Regions from separate parts of the Mus musculus genome. Here region 2 is linked to region 1. Evidence: chromatin loops called from intact Hi-C (ENCODE). Cell type or tissue: heart. All regions are shown on one strand.

Region 1 (8,000 bases):
ATCCATCTCAAATTCTAGATTAATGAAAAAAAATGTGTCCAGTTTTCAAGGAATAATAACCATTAGCTATTTAATGCAAAGCTAATTTTTCTAAAAATCTATTAATATATGTTACCCAAACCCAGACTAACTCACACAACCTAGGTCCATACCTAGATTTAATCTTAAACTAGAGAAAGTTTTAACTTTGCTAGTCTATTTAATATCCACTTAAGACAAAAATTTTTAAAAATCACCTTTGTGTTTACGTCTATAGGACACAGTAACCTAGAATGGTAACATAATTTAACCATACAAATGCAAGCACGGTGAAAATTTTATTATGATTTTTTGAAGGTAAAATGTAAATTTTAAAATAATTTCAATTAACATAAAAAAACTGTGCTTTCAGCATATAAAAAAAGCAAATAAAAATTATCCATAGAACTACAAGAGCATATATGAGCCACACCAAAAAAATTAAAATTAAAATTAAAAAAAAGTAACTTTGGCTACCCTACCAGAAGACTGTACACAGAGGGACAAGCTGAAATTTTGAAATACTCTCACAGAAAGATTTCAGGGAGAAAAATTCTATTTCATAGCCCAACGTCTCCAGAAAGACTTTGGCCACAAATTTTGTTAGCCTTCTCTAGGCTCCTGGGGCCATTTAGTTAGTAGTTAACACCAGGGCTGAGCAGCCCAACAAGGGGCAAACAGCCACACGTGGCTACCGAGCGCTTGAAGTGTGGCCAGTCCATAATGAAATGTGCTACAAGTGTAAAAAGTCCACGTCCAGCTTCCAAAACTTAGCACAGAAATGCAGAAGTGCTAGCTGATGCTGTGTCTATCAATTGCATGTTGAAACAAAAATATTGTGTTAAGACCTTTTACATTAAAATCAATTTTTCTTCTTTTCCCTTTTGTTTTACTTATATGACTATAAGAAATGTTGGAGTTCTACGTATGACTTACATTTGTGCCTCATATTTCTGTCTGACACTGCCAAACTAGAAAGCAATCCAAAAATGAATTTATTAAAATATACTGGCCTAAAGGAGGAGGAGACATGAGCTTAAGAAAGATTGAGGAAAAACCAACTACATCATATGGAAATTAATATAAAGTTAGAAGATAAAATATGAGCTAATAATAAAGACATATCGTATAATGTCCTTTTTAACTGTATTTTGCTGCCTGGTCAATACCACTTAAGAGATGTTTTCCACTTAGCATAATCACCAACCTAACCCTATACTTAAGAATTCTCAAAACTTTTATTTTCAAAGAACTATTTTCTTAATGGGCAACAAACAGGCCACTTCAGTGATTTATCTAAAAATATCTTCAGTAGTGCTTCCAGAAGTTTCTCAAATAAAATTCCTTCCTAACTGACGTCACAGCAAGGATTACTGAAAGGACACCTCATCAGAATACTCCTTCAGGAGGGAAGATCAGACTCGTCACGAAAGCCAGGCCAGGAGCAGTGCGCTATGGTTGGTTCCCTAACATTAACTCTCTATACCTATAGTTTTGAAGTAGAACATTTTTTTTAAAAATCAGGATGGTCAAGAAACAGCCCTACATACCTAACCACTTTAGTATCAACACAGTCTACCCTGGAATTTCCAGAGCGGACAGACATCTCCCTAACTTCATTAAAGGCATTTTTTTTAATTGAAGAGGGTAAAAGGACTTTTCAAGATTAACCCATTTATCTTGCGAAATACGATTAGTTTGCAACGTCCCGAATGATAATTGAAAGGGCCACTAAGATTGTTACATGGAAGTGGCTTCCTCGATAAATACTGAGACATGAAAGCACTAAGTGCATCAAACAAAACGGAAATTAGGTTAAAAGTCTAACAAAAGTTTTCTAGATGGCAGGGTACAAGGAGCCGGGGCTTTTGGAGTCACATTGTGGTGTCCCTGACCACCTAGTGCCAAGACGCTGAGGTTAGACGCGGCCAGGTCTCCCTGAGCCAGGCAAACGCAAGAGCAAGCCAAAGGGGTGCCCGGATCCCAGCCGCCTACAGGCTGGAAACCCTGGCACCCAGCCGAGCCACCCCTCCCCCACAGCTGGGTTGTTCTGGGACGTGTGCTTTAGAAACCTTAGAACCAAACGCAAACAGCAGGGTCCTCTAGATCGAGTGAGCACCCACTAGGGGTCAGTTTCTGCTTGTCACTCATCCCCCGCCCACCCACCTCCCCTAGCTACTGGCAGTTTGAAGGTTGGCTCCTTTGTCTGAAAGTCTGCCTACCCAACCTAATCTGCTCAAAAAGAAAAGAAAGGAAAACCAGACGCTCGGGGCTGGCAGTGTTGGAGTCTTTTATTTCATGTTGTCACCAAGGTCACAGTCCTGACCCAGGTGATCCGCTGCTGATCCTGTAAAGGTGTCCATATTCTGAGGTTCCTGGTGTCCAGATGTCGGGAATCCTCTTGTCAGAGCTGGATACAGTTGTTGCCCTATCCAGGGGACTGATCGTCAAGGAAGGCGGCAGTGCAGGTGGCAGTGTGGACAGCACACTGCAGAGACAAGCGCAAGGAGACCACACAGCACTGTACAGAATAGTGGAAGCAGAATAAACGAGCTGGACCTTTAAAGTTCAGAAACGGACACACCTCAGAAGGCAGGTGTTTCTCTGAAGAAGAGAAAGCACCTGAGAAGTGCAGAGAAAACAGACCAAGCAACAGAAGCAGGAGATGAAAGTCTTTTCCTTTCTTGAACTCTGCAGTTTCACTTGTCATAGGAGAAGTAAAAGCATTTTACCTTCTGCCTCAATGGAAGACAGGAGTAGGGCCACGCCCAGGGCGGCCAGCGCTCGGGGAAGCCTGGTCTGCATGTTTGGGCCTCAAGCTCACAGCCTCATGAAGGGATCTGCAGGAGGAAGCAGTGATCCATCAGAACCCAGCCTGAGCAGGCCACGAACAAGGTTAGACTAGAGCCTAAACATGGACCAGAACCGAGCCAAATCTGCCTATAAAACAACAGGGCCCAGCCCAGCACATAATGGACCCATTGTGGAACCATGGAAGTCAAGCTCTTCCAATAGGTTTAATCAGGGCACTAGTAGGAAATTCTAGTTTAAAGAGAATATTCTTCCCCCAGGGAGCTGCTGCTGCCTGGTGCCCTGTAAAGGCCTGACCAGACCGCACATGACTTCATACTGCCAAGGTGATGGATAATTTAGAGGTCATTTTATCCCTGACTCAACCAAATGTGTCTTCCAGCTGGGTATTTCATTTGGCTGTTTTTCCCTAACTGCTAACCTCTTTAGGTAACTGTGCTTTAGTGGTCCCAGGGTAATTTGATAATAATAATAATAATAATAATAATAATAATAATAATAATAATAAACCTCATTTATTCTATTTTCTCCAGTTTATCCTGACTAAAAATATGCAAGTATGTCTTTAAGATCTGGAATAGATTACAGAGGGATGAGGAAGGCTCAAATGAACCCCAGTTCTTCTGATAACCGTGTCGTTTTCACATCTGATAAAACCTTTACCAAAGATGAGAGGGAACCAACTCTAAAATGCATAATAAAAAGAGACGAAGCCGTAGAAAAAGCAAAATGCCCTTGTCTGTTTCCCAAACATTCTTAGATTGTACAAACCGCAATAATTCTTCCTTGTGTTTAGCTATTTCTTAATGCTGGACGATTATAACTAATACAAGCCCCAGAGGTGAGAAGGTTCTTAATTTTTCCTGCCTTTGCAAATAGATTTCTTCCTTAACGGCAAAGAGTTCCACTCATCCTTTTTACTTTCTCAACACACAGTAGCTGTTTTAGCAGCAGAAAGGACTGCCCTAGTATATTCTATGATCCAATCCAGGAACAAAAGTTACCAGCAATTAGCTGGACTGGGAAGGTGTCTGTGGCCAAATGCAAAAAACAGAACGAGGAGATTCAGAAGTGCACACATAACTTTAAGGCTACACCATAGGCCTCATGACAAATAGCGGGGAGCACTCCCCCATTTGTGTTTGGGAATTCAAAAATAAGCCAAAGGTTGGGCTCTCCTTGAGAAAAAAGGAACTGACAGTCTCCAACCCTGCCTTTCCAAATCATTGGCACGAGGGTTAGGGCAGCTTTCCTCATCCGAGTGTAAATTGCATTTTACATGTCTGATGAGCAGGCAAGCCAAATTGCCCAGAGCTCCTTTTTATGAAGCCAATATTAAAATTTTGGCGCAGCTCTGGGATCTAAGGGGTTTTAGTAATGTCTTCTCCCCCTAATTAACAACAAACCCTTTCCTACATTAGTCAAAATTTGTAAAGATTAAAAAAGCATAAATGCTTCATTGTTGTCGTCACCCGGCCATAACGCTGATATGATAATTTAGAATGCAGTCCGCAGTTGTGCTCACGAAAAGTTAAAGAGTGGTAACCTACCCACAAAAATCGGTGTGCAGTATTTGGGGGGGGGGGGGGTGTTAAAAGGGTGAACAAAAAACTTGAGTTAGTCTAGTCTTAGTCTAGTGCGCCACCTATCGGCTTCCTGTCTCAGCATCAAGAATGAATCACTTCTCTTTGGGGTATCTGATGAATAACTCAGCCATCTCAGCCAGCCAAGAATTCCGTTCGTATACGTTTTAAAGAAAAACTTCTCTCTCCTTCTTAGCCAAAACATTTATCGGAGTGCTTAGCAACACTTCATTGAGCATTCTCAGACATAGATGTCTGAAAGCGGTAGCCCTTACGTGGCAGTAGGATTTCCCTCACTTCCCCTCATGAATGAAAATGAATCAACTGCCCGGAGTGGGGGCACTATGGGAACTGGTCTCTTTCGGACAACTTGCCCCTCCCCCACCCCTTGCTGGAAGGAGCCAACTTCTTAACTCTCTCAATTTAACTTTTTTTTTCAAACGCACACACAGGCACACAAATGTTTCGTGGGCCCATCTAGAGTCCAGGCGTCACCTACGTCTTCTATAAAGGCTACCTAGCCAAGGACGAGCTTAGACTTGTTTCTTCGCCCCCCTCCCCCAATCCTACCCCAGTATTCTTTAGAAGACCCTAACCTTGGAGCTGAGAGGAGGTGTATGCCAAAGATCTGAATTGGTCAGGGGATGGTGGCTGAGGAAGCCAGATGCAGGTCCCATTTGTCAACTGCTCTCAAATGCACTGACTCCACGCACTCTGATCTGTGCACTCAAAGACTGGAGGAGAACCCTCCTCAAAGGTCCCATTGACTGACCCTGGGTAAAACTTAATCCCAGTGCATTCAGGAGGAACCCAAAAAGGAAGTCTCAGAAGCTGCGAGAGCTGGCCTAACCCAGCAGCACTTTGAAAGCAGTGGAGGATGGAGCCAGGGCAGCTCCCCCGAGCATCTGGAGATGCCACTAGCGCCTAGTCTCCCCAAGCTGGAGCGCTTTCCACTGGCCCTCCATGGAATTCTTCGCGGAGCGTACAGTACTTCACTTCGTTTTCTGGCAATGCCTTGAGTCCCTGCTGCAAGCCTGGAGTCCCTGGCAAAGCCACCAGATTATAAAGAGCGACCTATGCAGCCCGTGCACTTCACTGAAAGCGACAGAGACTATAGAGGACATTGCCCTACAGATGGATACACTGAGTCCCACTTGGCACACAAGCAAGCCACCTTTCCTTCTCCCTCCAAAACTCCAAAGAAACCGCCAAACTCCTGTGCCACAGATCTATCTCGGGCACACTAATCAATCGCTTCCAAAGCCAAGCAGCCCCTGCTGGGCATTCTGCCAGCCCCGGGTTAAGGTGCAAGCAAGAAGCCACTTTCCCCAGTTATCTTTGGGAAAGGGCGCGAGGGGTGGGGGTTGGGGTGGGGAACAGAAGCCAGACTGACCTGAGCCGGAGGTGACAGAGGGAGCGGGCGTCCAGCAGCCTGCGCGTGGGACCCCCCGGGCCTGGGAGGGCGCTGCGCTCCGGGAGCACCTGGCGGCCGCCGGTGTGGAAAAGGCGATGGGAGCACCCAGCAGCAGCGCCTAGTGCGCAGAGTGAGCGGAGGCAGGGGGACTGAATGCAGCTGCGGGCGGACGCGTCTGCAGCGGCCGCCTTTGCCGACTGGGAAGAGACTCCGCGCCGCGGGCTACTTAATAGAGGGCTGTTCCCGGCTCTCAGTTTACTCGGTTACGAAACGCCTGAGAAGGTGGAAGGCTGCCACGGGTGATGTATGCTCCTCGGCGGTGAAGGAGGTCTACTTTTGGGAACGTGTGCATACTTCGAGCATTCCTTCGGCGTGAGGTGGCGATCGCCGTAGTAGCAATGCCCCTCCGGGGGCGGGGAGGAGGGAGGGAGAGAGGGGGACAGCCGCAGCCGGGTTCCCTGCCAAGGGAGGCCGCGGACTCCTCCGCTTGGGGCGGGCTAGGGGGCTCGGGTTTCCCTAACCCAACGAGTTTCTTTAATACGTTTATTTTTCTAAAATAAGAACAATGGAGAAGTGGGGAACGGATCTTCGTTTCAGAGCAGCGGGATGGGCATCCCCTTTGTCCCTCACCATTGCATCTCCGGCCGCCACCGTCCCCACGTCCACCTTCCTCCCCCTCTGTCCTGGGTGCACTTAAAACCGATTTACAGGCTTTCCATTAACTAACTGTCTGTGCACGCGGCGGGCCTCTGTCTTTCCCAGTCTCCAAGGCGCGACTTTGAAAACTCCGACAGCCGCCTGCCTGCTCCCGGCTCAGGGCTAGGATGGCTTTCCCAGGCCTGTCTGTCTAACCTAGTTTTTCAGGATAGAGATGGGAGGCTTCGATTCAGTCTGGAGGGAGGGAGAGGAAAGTTATTGGTACCTGGGGGCGGGGGCGGCGGGGGCATCCCAACGGGACACTTAAGAACAAGTTTTATTCTCCTTAGAAATTTCTTGTCAGTTTAAGAGTAAAATCTGGCCCACGTTGGGGCTTCAGGCAGCTCTTCCCTAAAAAATTCCTAGAGGTGAAAAGGACGGAGAGGAGCTCGCTCGGGGACGCTCGCACGCAGGCGCGAGCTACTGAGAAGGCCAACTAGGAGCCGGATACTCCGCCAGCACACGGGCTCTTTTCTGCAGCTCCCCGGTTCCCGGCACTCCACCCCTTGGACGCAGTGGGAGTCTGGCACTTGAAGTTGCCAAATTGTACAAGACGCATGGGATGAAGTGTCCAGTAGTCACACGTTGTTATCCGGAAAGGGCTCGAAGACGGATTCCTACACGCGTTTGTGAGCTCAGAACTCGCTCCGCGAATTTCCCGCCCCTTGAAGCCCAGAGACGTCGCCTCAGCAGGGTTGGGCTAGTGGGTACTGGAAACAGGACAGGGCTCTAGACCCTGGAGTAGACCGCCCCTTGGTAGCAGAAGTTGCGAGCACACCTGACTTAAGCCTTTCTTCCATGCTTGATCTTACCTCTGCAGATTTGACTTCCCTGCTCTAGGCACATTAGTGTTGGAATTGACCAAAACTCTGCACGCTTTTTCCCAGTTCCCTTGCGCCTTGCCCCACGCACGGGCGGCCTCTGGCCAGAGCTAACCAGAGCAAGAGAGGAGCCTGGAAGAAAAGAAACGAGAAAAATGAGAATGGCCACCACCTCTGCACATTCTTGGAGCACGCAGGGCCCACTCAAAGGCCGCTGAGCAACTTGCACAAAGCGCCCACACAATGCGCAGGCTTTTCCCTCATGTCTCCACAGTTCTGGTGTCTGCCTAGACCCTCCAGCCAGGGTGTGAACGCATCTGGAAGATGCAAACACCAATGTATGCGACACAGCTGATCTTTTACATCCCTGTGATGCTCAGAGCCACCCAGGAGCAGCGAGCCCCCTCTTCATGCCTGAAGGGAACTCAGCTTCCAAGCCTGCTCTTCAGCAGGACATGCACATGTAGGGAAAAGCGTCCAGTATGGTCCCCAGACACGTAAAGGAAGGTGGCAACAAGACAGACCAGGGCTATGGTTCCAGCACCCCACTGTGAAGGTGAAGGACTACACCAGCCATAGAAGGACACACACACACAAGCACAATGACACTCCCTATCTAGAAAGGGAGAGCTGGACAAGTGGAGAGTGTCTATCCCT
Region 2 (8,000 bases), 200 kb before region 1:
CTGTTTATCTTTTGTGTAGAGAAAGGCCACTGATTTGTTTGAGTTAATTTTATATCCAGCTACTTCACTGAAGTTGTTTATCAGGTTTAGGAATTCTCTGGTAGAATTTTTGGGGTCACTTATATGTACTATCATATCATCTGCAAATAGTGATATTTTGACATCTTCCTTTCCAATTTGTATTCCTTTAATCTCCTTTTGTTGTCTAATTGCTTTGACTAGGACTTCAAGTGCTATATTGAATAAGTAGGGTGAGAATGGACAGCCTTGTCCAGTCCCTGATTTTAAAACCTTCCACTCATTGTGGAAACATGATTGGCATAAAAGCATTATGTGCAGGAAGACAGCCACTATTTCCCAGAGTAGAAATCCTGAATTTTAAAACATGCCTTTCATTTGCTTAAATTTATTAAAAACATTTTCAGTTGGGACAAGTTAGCCAGGTCAGGAGACTCTAGAAATATAAAGTTGTTCTAATCATTAGAAGTGGAAGTGGAAAGGTTCTGTTTAGAAAAAGCTAGATTAGTATGTGTTTTAATCAATACTTTACTCAAAATTCATTATTTTTCCTGGTAACTCAAAGGTTTTGAAGAGCCTCAAGTTTTCTCAGTGATCTAGATTTCCTCAAAGTGTGAATGTGGTCAATTCTTAAGGAAAAGCAGAGAACAGAGATTTGTCTTCCTTGAAATCTGCACAGAGAGAGTGAGAATGTTGGTATGATTCCAATTCACACTTTTCTTGATGAACTTTTCAAACATTTGCCAGTGTTAGGCTTTGTGACTCTCCTAATTCTTTAACAGTCTAATGAATTAAACAATATAATATGGTATCCTTAGATGCCTGCAATTGTGTGAGGCTGAGCAAATTCTGCTAGTAATTCATACATGTTATTTTTCTTTTTAGGAATTATTTTTACACTTTATAGTAGATATATAAGTATATAGATGGATATATATATATATATATATATACTTACTAATTTTGTCATAGTTTTGAAAATACTATTGATGAATTAATGGATATTATAAACTATTCTTTAGTGTAAATAATTTCATTTCTCATTTTGGGGGTATTAGGTTTGCAAGTAAATATTGTGATTATTCTGTTGCATAGAATATAGCCACAATGTAGCATGTGGTATGAATTCATAAAGATTTTTTCAGCTCCAAAGAACAAAGTTATATTGTTTAATAGAGCAAGTTAGAGCAGTCTCAGAAAGAAAAATGTTGTGTGTTTTCATTTAAATCTGGCACTTAGATTTTATGTAAATGGAATCAGATATGTATATATGACATGAAAACTGACCCAGGGACCAAAAGGAGAGAAAGGGTGAAAATTGAAGGTAATTTGGTATGAGAGAATAGATATGCTCACTGCACAATAGAAACTTATATGAAAATTTCCTTATGTAACAAGTATCATGTACAGAGAATATCCAAACAACATTTGTAACAATCGAGCAGAGAACTGTTCCTGAATATGGGTAACTGTTCATTATTATTGATACTAATATAAAAGTAGGATTAAAGCCTTTGTTGAATTGTATTATTCTACTTGTATAAAATATATTAGTATATGGGCAGATGCTCAATGGTTAGCATTTTCAAGATCTTTGTTTTGAAAAACAGAAGTCCAGTTTCATGAGTATGAGCTGTACTGCACACAGCTCCTTACAATATAACCAGATGTTTCATGTCCTGAGGCGCCTAGATGAGGGAAACACGCTCAACATTGTTTAAGCCAACATCTCTCAAAAGCAATTCCTAGCTACACTCTTCTCATTAGAAAAGAAACCATAATCTATCATCTGACCCAGGACTCTTCGAGCACAACCTGAGAAACAGCATAAAAACCCAATCATCCGGAAAGACTATCTCGAGATCCTCGGAACGAAGCAACTTTAACTCTGTTTTCATACTTTCCCCCCCCTCTAATGTCTGGATATGGTTTTGAAAAACAAAACATGTATTGTCTTACAGATAGAACACACGGTATCTTTCACCTTGAAAATAAGAGAAAAAAATTACCCAAACTGATTTCCATGATACCACTAATGATTCTATTTTTTAAAGCAAAGATGGATATTTAGCTAGACACATTCAGGATGGGTTTAGGGTTGGGTCTATTCTCGTCCCTTCTCAGATGCTAAGGAGTGTGCGTTTGTGAGCTGATGCACTCACTACCGCTTCCTGGGCAAGGCTCTCCTCCGTTGGCATGGGAGGAAGAAGCAGAGGATGGGGAAAGAGTGGGTGACCAGCAAGCTGGCCAGATGAGTGTTCAAACAAACAAGCACTTCTTCCCCTCTGGTCCAGCCCGGCAGACTGCAGCAGCTCTCCACTTCCCTGGAGATTGTGAGCATGTAAATTGTCGGTTGAAGTGAGGTTTCAAAAGTCAAGGAAAATATCAATGACTTGCTTCTCATTATCTTACTTACAGAAATGTCTACCCCTGTACTTGTTAAAAAGACCTTTAAAAATGTTTTTCTTAAAAAAAAAAAAAAAGTTCAACTTATAAAAGCATTCAGCTGAGCCTGAGTAGCCCAGACCTGGGGTCCTACGGGGTCCCCAAACCCAAAGACACAGGTTTAGCAAGACGCTTTCTCATATGGTGGCACTTACTGGCATCACATTCTTAGGCAAGCAACAACTTGGAAGGAGCAATGCTGATTCCAGCAGAAAGATTTTATTAAAACTGTAGGCAAAATACAAATGGTATTCATATCAGAAAGGCTGTTGCCAAAGGCCTCCAGGGCAAGGAAAACTTGGTACGGAGCACGGCAGTCCTGTGACTCAGGCTGAGGCAGAGTTGTGTAAAAGTCTCTCAAGGTTACTTAGAAGACCGATAGAAAGAACAGCCAGCCATCTGGGGAAGGACAATTGGTTCTGAACAAAGAAAATATTAGAACTAAAATTGAAAACAAAACCAAGCTTCTACTTAAGCAAGGTCCAGCAAGTCAGAAGCTGCTTACACGAAGCCAGAACTGTCAGCTATGATCATGGTAAATCTCCTCACTGCCCTGGCACAATTAAAGTTTGCAATGGGTACAATAACTGACTTTTCATCGAGGTTGCTGAATGTCCCAGCTCAGCAACCGAAGCCGGCACAGGCGAAGAAAACCTTGTCTTTCAGTGTTTACTGACTCCTAACCAAGAAAAGGAGATGGACTCTGCAGCAGATAAATATGTACATAATGTAGGTTACAACGCACACATTCTTAAATCCACATGCTCACTATTTCTGGTCGGAGCTTAATTTGAAGTGATAAATGCATCTGAGCTTCCTGTAAGAAACCTTGGGTACCTGTAGCTTTCATTATCAAGCCCTGACTCTTCACACCTTTCTGGGATTTTTTGTTTGGTTCTTGGAGCACAAATCCCTGTTTTCATTTCTCTATACGCTTAAGCATTTTAGAAAAAAAAAGAATAAAAGGAAGCAGAGAAAGCTGTAAATCTGAAGTCAATACTACTTAAGTTGTTCTTGAAAATCTGCATCAAATATTGTCTACCTACTGGGAGCACACTAGGCACCTACTGTGTACTCAGAAGGAGACACTAAAAGAACAAATAAACTGTTCCCAATGGAAGGTGGTTTTGTTCTACAGTTTTCCTCAGATTTTAGCCAATATTTTTATTAGCGTTGTTAGCACTGGATTATAGAGACACACTGTTCAAATTGAAAAAACTTTAGCAAGCCTCATTTAACAAGAAAGATGTCCAAGCATGAGTTAAGCAAGGCACTCAAAGTCACAAATATAAGAATAACAGATCAGAAATTCTTGTCCGGACAACCTGGCTACAGAGCCTGTTTCTCAAGGACACCCTCTTTCACCTCCCCTGCACCACTGCCTCCACAAATAGCCACCAAGTGCCCTGAATTCCTAAGGGCTAAAAGCAGGCTCTGCTCTCCACAGCCCAATGCCCCAGCTACTGAATTTTAAGTCTAAGTGCAGCTCAATCTACAGATAAACAAATTCCCAGAGTTGAACTGCCATGTTTGTTTCCTGTACCTCCCAAAGTCAAAGAGCTGGTGACTCACAGGACCTAGTAATAGCTCTGTCTGGGAAGTCCTCTTCATCCTGCCAGGTCAGTGAGAACTGTCTTCACTCTGTCTCCACTTCACACAAGAGAGCAGGCACCATGTTCAGTGCAGTCTTTCTCATAGTTCTTTCTCTGGGAGTGGCGACTTCCCCAGAATCAGACATCGGTATCTCTCAGTTTCCATCTTCAGCTGTTTGTGAAACAACCTGGACTAACCTGGACATGCATTTAATCTTAACGGGGACAGAAGGGAAAGGAAGAGAAGGCAGGGTGGGGGAAGAAAGGAGGAATGGGAGGGGGAGAAAGAAGGGAAAGGAGGGGAAGGGGAGGGGAAGAGGAGGAAGAAGGAAAAGGAGGGGAAGGAAGAGAAGGGAAGGGGGAAGAAGACGGGAGAGTTTAGGTGGGAAAAGGGAGAGGGGAGGGGAAGGGAGAGGGGAGGGGAAGGGAGAGGGGAGGGGAAGGGAGAGGGGAGGGAAAGGAAAGGGGAGGGGAAGGGGAAGGGAAGGGAAGGGAAGGAAATACTCAGAGGACAGAGAAGACAAACTGGTGGCTGAAATGATGTAGACAGCAGAGTATGATGTAGACAGCAGAGTGCTATGCAGATAGGATGGTGGGTAGGTGGTGCACCACAGTCACTTTGGGTAAGATAGGCAGTGGTTTAAGAAACTTTGAGTTGTTTTCTTTTTCAGCTCTGGCATCCTTTTGTGAACAGAAGAGGGCTATAAAGTATAATCCACTCAACTTTCCCAGTTTTGTCAGAGGCATCAGTATACAGCCCCCATTTCAAAAAAAATTTAATTAGGATAATGTTAATAGTTTCCTAGTGTGGTGATGCGTAGTCAGTGGGTTTTAGCGGCTTTGGGGAGCACAGTACCATTCTGAGAAAATACGAACTCTTAATATTTCCTACTTCTTAACACATGCGCTAAGTCTTAAGGTCAGCATCCAGGTGGCATGCATGGGTCAGAGGGCCACACACTGAATGCATTTGGGCAAGTGGAGTATATTGACATGTCCCCTGCAGTTAAAGGAAAATCTGGGAACCACTTCTCATCGAGGCTAGATGTGGTGGTTACTTCCCACAGAAATGCAAGTTTTACTGCAATAGAGAGAAGCACTGGAGAGCCAGAGAAAAGGAGTTCTAAAAATAGCCATGTGCATCCTCTCAGCTTTTTTTGAAACGTCACTAAGCAATTGACCCTTTGATATTTCCAGTGTGTTATAACTGGTGAGTGGTCAGCAAGTTGAATACACTAGTCTTCCTCCTGAACCTATGAATACAAAGTCCCAGCTGTGCTCACATGGGATTGATGAAGAATCATCTGCCATGAGCATTTGTTCATCATCTCTCGATCTTGCCTGGCACACGTAGCTGGGTCCAAGGCTATGAAAGGTCCTGTCTCAAAAAAGTAAGATAAACCTAAGGAATAACATCCAAAACTGTGGCTGTCCTTTGTATTCACACACATACACACACACTCACACACACACACACTCACACACACACACACGCACACACACACACGAAGAAACAGGTACTGTCTAAATGAAAGTGAATAACCAGGCAGGGCTAGATGCCCCTTTCATTACAGCTGTAGGGTACAGACAGGTAGAACCTATGTATTTGTTGACCAGCTAGCATAGCCTGGATGGTGAGCATTAGGTTCAATGAGAGAACTTGTTTCAGAAAATAAGTTGGAGAGCAACAGTGGAAGGCATCTGTTGTCCTCCTCTGACCTACATCTCTTTACACATCCATAGCTGTAGATAGACACTCCTACACATAGGCATATCTATCACATGCACACAAAAGTGAGAATGAATTGAGGATATGAACACATACAACAGCAGCTCGTTAAACTAAGATTAAAAGTTCTTACCGCAAAGTTAGAGTTTTGTAAAGGCTTCATTAGAAACAGGCTCACTTCACCATATTCCTTCTAGAAAGGTTTGTAAGTGGTGACTTATTTAAACACTTGTGGAAAGCAACGCTTTGTTCCAGGCTAAAGTGAACAATGATTTCATCCCCTTCCTTTTCATGTACCTCTATGCTGAGAGTCAACCCCATTAAAATTTATAGAGAACTGATGGGATTTTATATTTGTTGGATGTGATTTTCAAATAAATTCAGTAATTATATCCTGAAACCCATTTACACAAAGGCTGTCCTGTGAGCATTGCTGAAATACAAGTGACTTCTAAGAACTTTTAATAACGTGCTAGTTTTCCCATCAATGAGGTAATTCACATTTTGCCAAATTCCCATTTTTGATATTTATAGCCTAGGTCTACTGCTAACTAAAAGCTGGTTTAAAATGAGAAAGTCAGATTAGGGAACATTTACACTGAATTTCAATACAATGAGGACAGGGTTTATGAAGATAGGATGGGATGATTGAACCAGTATGGGATAATCTTATGCCTTGACTGCTTTTCAGGGCAGCTTTGACAGCAAATGCTATGACCTGCCATCACACAAAACTCTTCAAAATATACAAGTTAGTTTCAGCTCCAAAACTATGATCCAAGTTCCTCTGTACTATGGTTTTCACAGTGTAGAATCAAATGCACCAAACTGTGCCTACCATATTGGGTTTGATTCTACTACCCTTGATGTGAGCAGTCTTTAGGTTTGGCTGTTATGAATGCAGGCGTATCTTTTCTTGGCGGAGGTCCTTTAAGAAGGAGAGAAGCAGGACATGAAAGCATGCTGAACAAATCTGTGTCATAAGAAGAGCATGTGTGGCAGAGGATGGCCTTGTTGGACATCAGTGGGAGAAGAGGCCCTTGGGCCTGAGGGTGTTCGATGCCCCAGTGTAAGGGAATGCCAGGAAAGGAAGAAGGGAGTGGGTGGGTGGATGGGTCGGGGAGCACCCTCATAGAGGCAGGGGCACATGGGATAGGGAGTTTCTGAAGGAGAGACCTAGAAAGGGGAAAATATTTGAAATGTAAATAAAGAAAATATCCAATAAAAATATTTTCAAAAGAAATGGAATGAAATAAAAAGAAGCAGCATTTCGGAATGCAAACGAAGGTAAGAGAAAGGTCAGATAAAAAAACTTTTAAATTACAGAACTTCCCTTGATTTGCTCCCCCCCCCCCATTCAGTGGCTTTTAAGCACATGAATCATGAGAGTTACAATTCGATAATTCCACAAACTCTGCATGTCAACAGCTGCTAAAATGAGAACACTGAACAGCTTTTCTTCTTCCCCTATACATAAGAAAATTATAAAGTTTCATGGTGATCTAATATCAAACGGATTTGGGAGAAAGGTATTTTTTACCTCATATGTATCCAAAATTCTGTCTTGGTATTAGGGACCCTCACGAGGCCAAGTTCTACAGACGATCTCTCAATCTATGTATACCAGCATAGAAACCTCTGAGGGCCACCAGTTAGTATTAAGAACCAACTAAAAGAGAATAGATTTTCTGAGTTAGAAATAAGATAGCCTCTGCAACTTGCCCTAGATCTGAACCAAGAAGTAAGCCATCTATAAAATGAAGAGACAAAGGGACTTGCTACCTTGTCCAATTTGTATCACCTATATGCATGTTCAAGCAGAGGGTAGGAATTTCTAAGAAGCACTATTGAGCACCAGAGAGATTACAAAATTCCCACTGGCAAAGAATCTGCATGAAAGACAGTAGATGACAGCCTGCCTTGAGGCAAGCATTGGCCCTCGGAAAGTATTCTCCAGCCAGAGACACTTTACAACCAAGAAGGAGTCACTGAATGTACACAGATACAAGAGGGTTGTGCTGTTCCCAGCCACAGGCATTCCAACGAAGCGTCTGGTCTTGCATTTGCACCTTTCTTCAGTGGAACTGCAAAAATCATAATGAGACGGGCAAACATTGTTACAATGACAAGTGGTGATGGTGTTGAGAAAGTAGAAAGCAAGGAAGCGGCAAACAAAGCAAGCCACTGACCAGGAAAGGAGCTGCAGCCAGCTAAGC

The links. Hi-C counts contacts between places; a loop is a spot of excess contacts. Peaks named below come from ENCODE experiments on the same cell type or tissue, not always from the same donor. Only the 100,000 strongest peaks of a DNase experiment are listed, where the experiment ranks them.
Region 2: it touches region 1 in a loop (2.6-fold over the local background); 2 of 42 quality-filtered maps call a loop at or near these places.

The regions. Positions count from the first base shown.
Region 1 is chr9:79,712,614-79,720,613 of GRCm38, forward strand. It overlaps Col12a1 (collagen, type XII, alpha 1), which reads right to left and starts at 6,109. Exons shown (of 66, transcript NM_001290308.1): 1 at 5,806-6,109; 2 at 2,751-2,858. The coding sequence starts at 2,823. In heart, CTCF peaks have their summits at 2,027 and 4,506; DNase peaks (open chromatin) are centred at 2,028 and 6,108; H3K4me3 peaks cover 4,955 bases; H3K27ac peaks cover 5,084 bases; H3K27me3 peaks cover 651 bases.
Region 2 is chr9:79,514,885-79,522,884 of GRCm38, forward strand. Gm10635 (predicted gene 10635) reads right to left here and starts at 4,418. Exons shown (of 3, transcript NR_045336.1): 1 at 4,036-4,418. In heart, no CTCF peak of the experiment used is centred here; a DNase peak (open chromatin) is centred at 3,937; H3K4me3 peaks cover 417 bases; H3K27ac peaks cover 2,544 bases.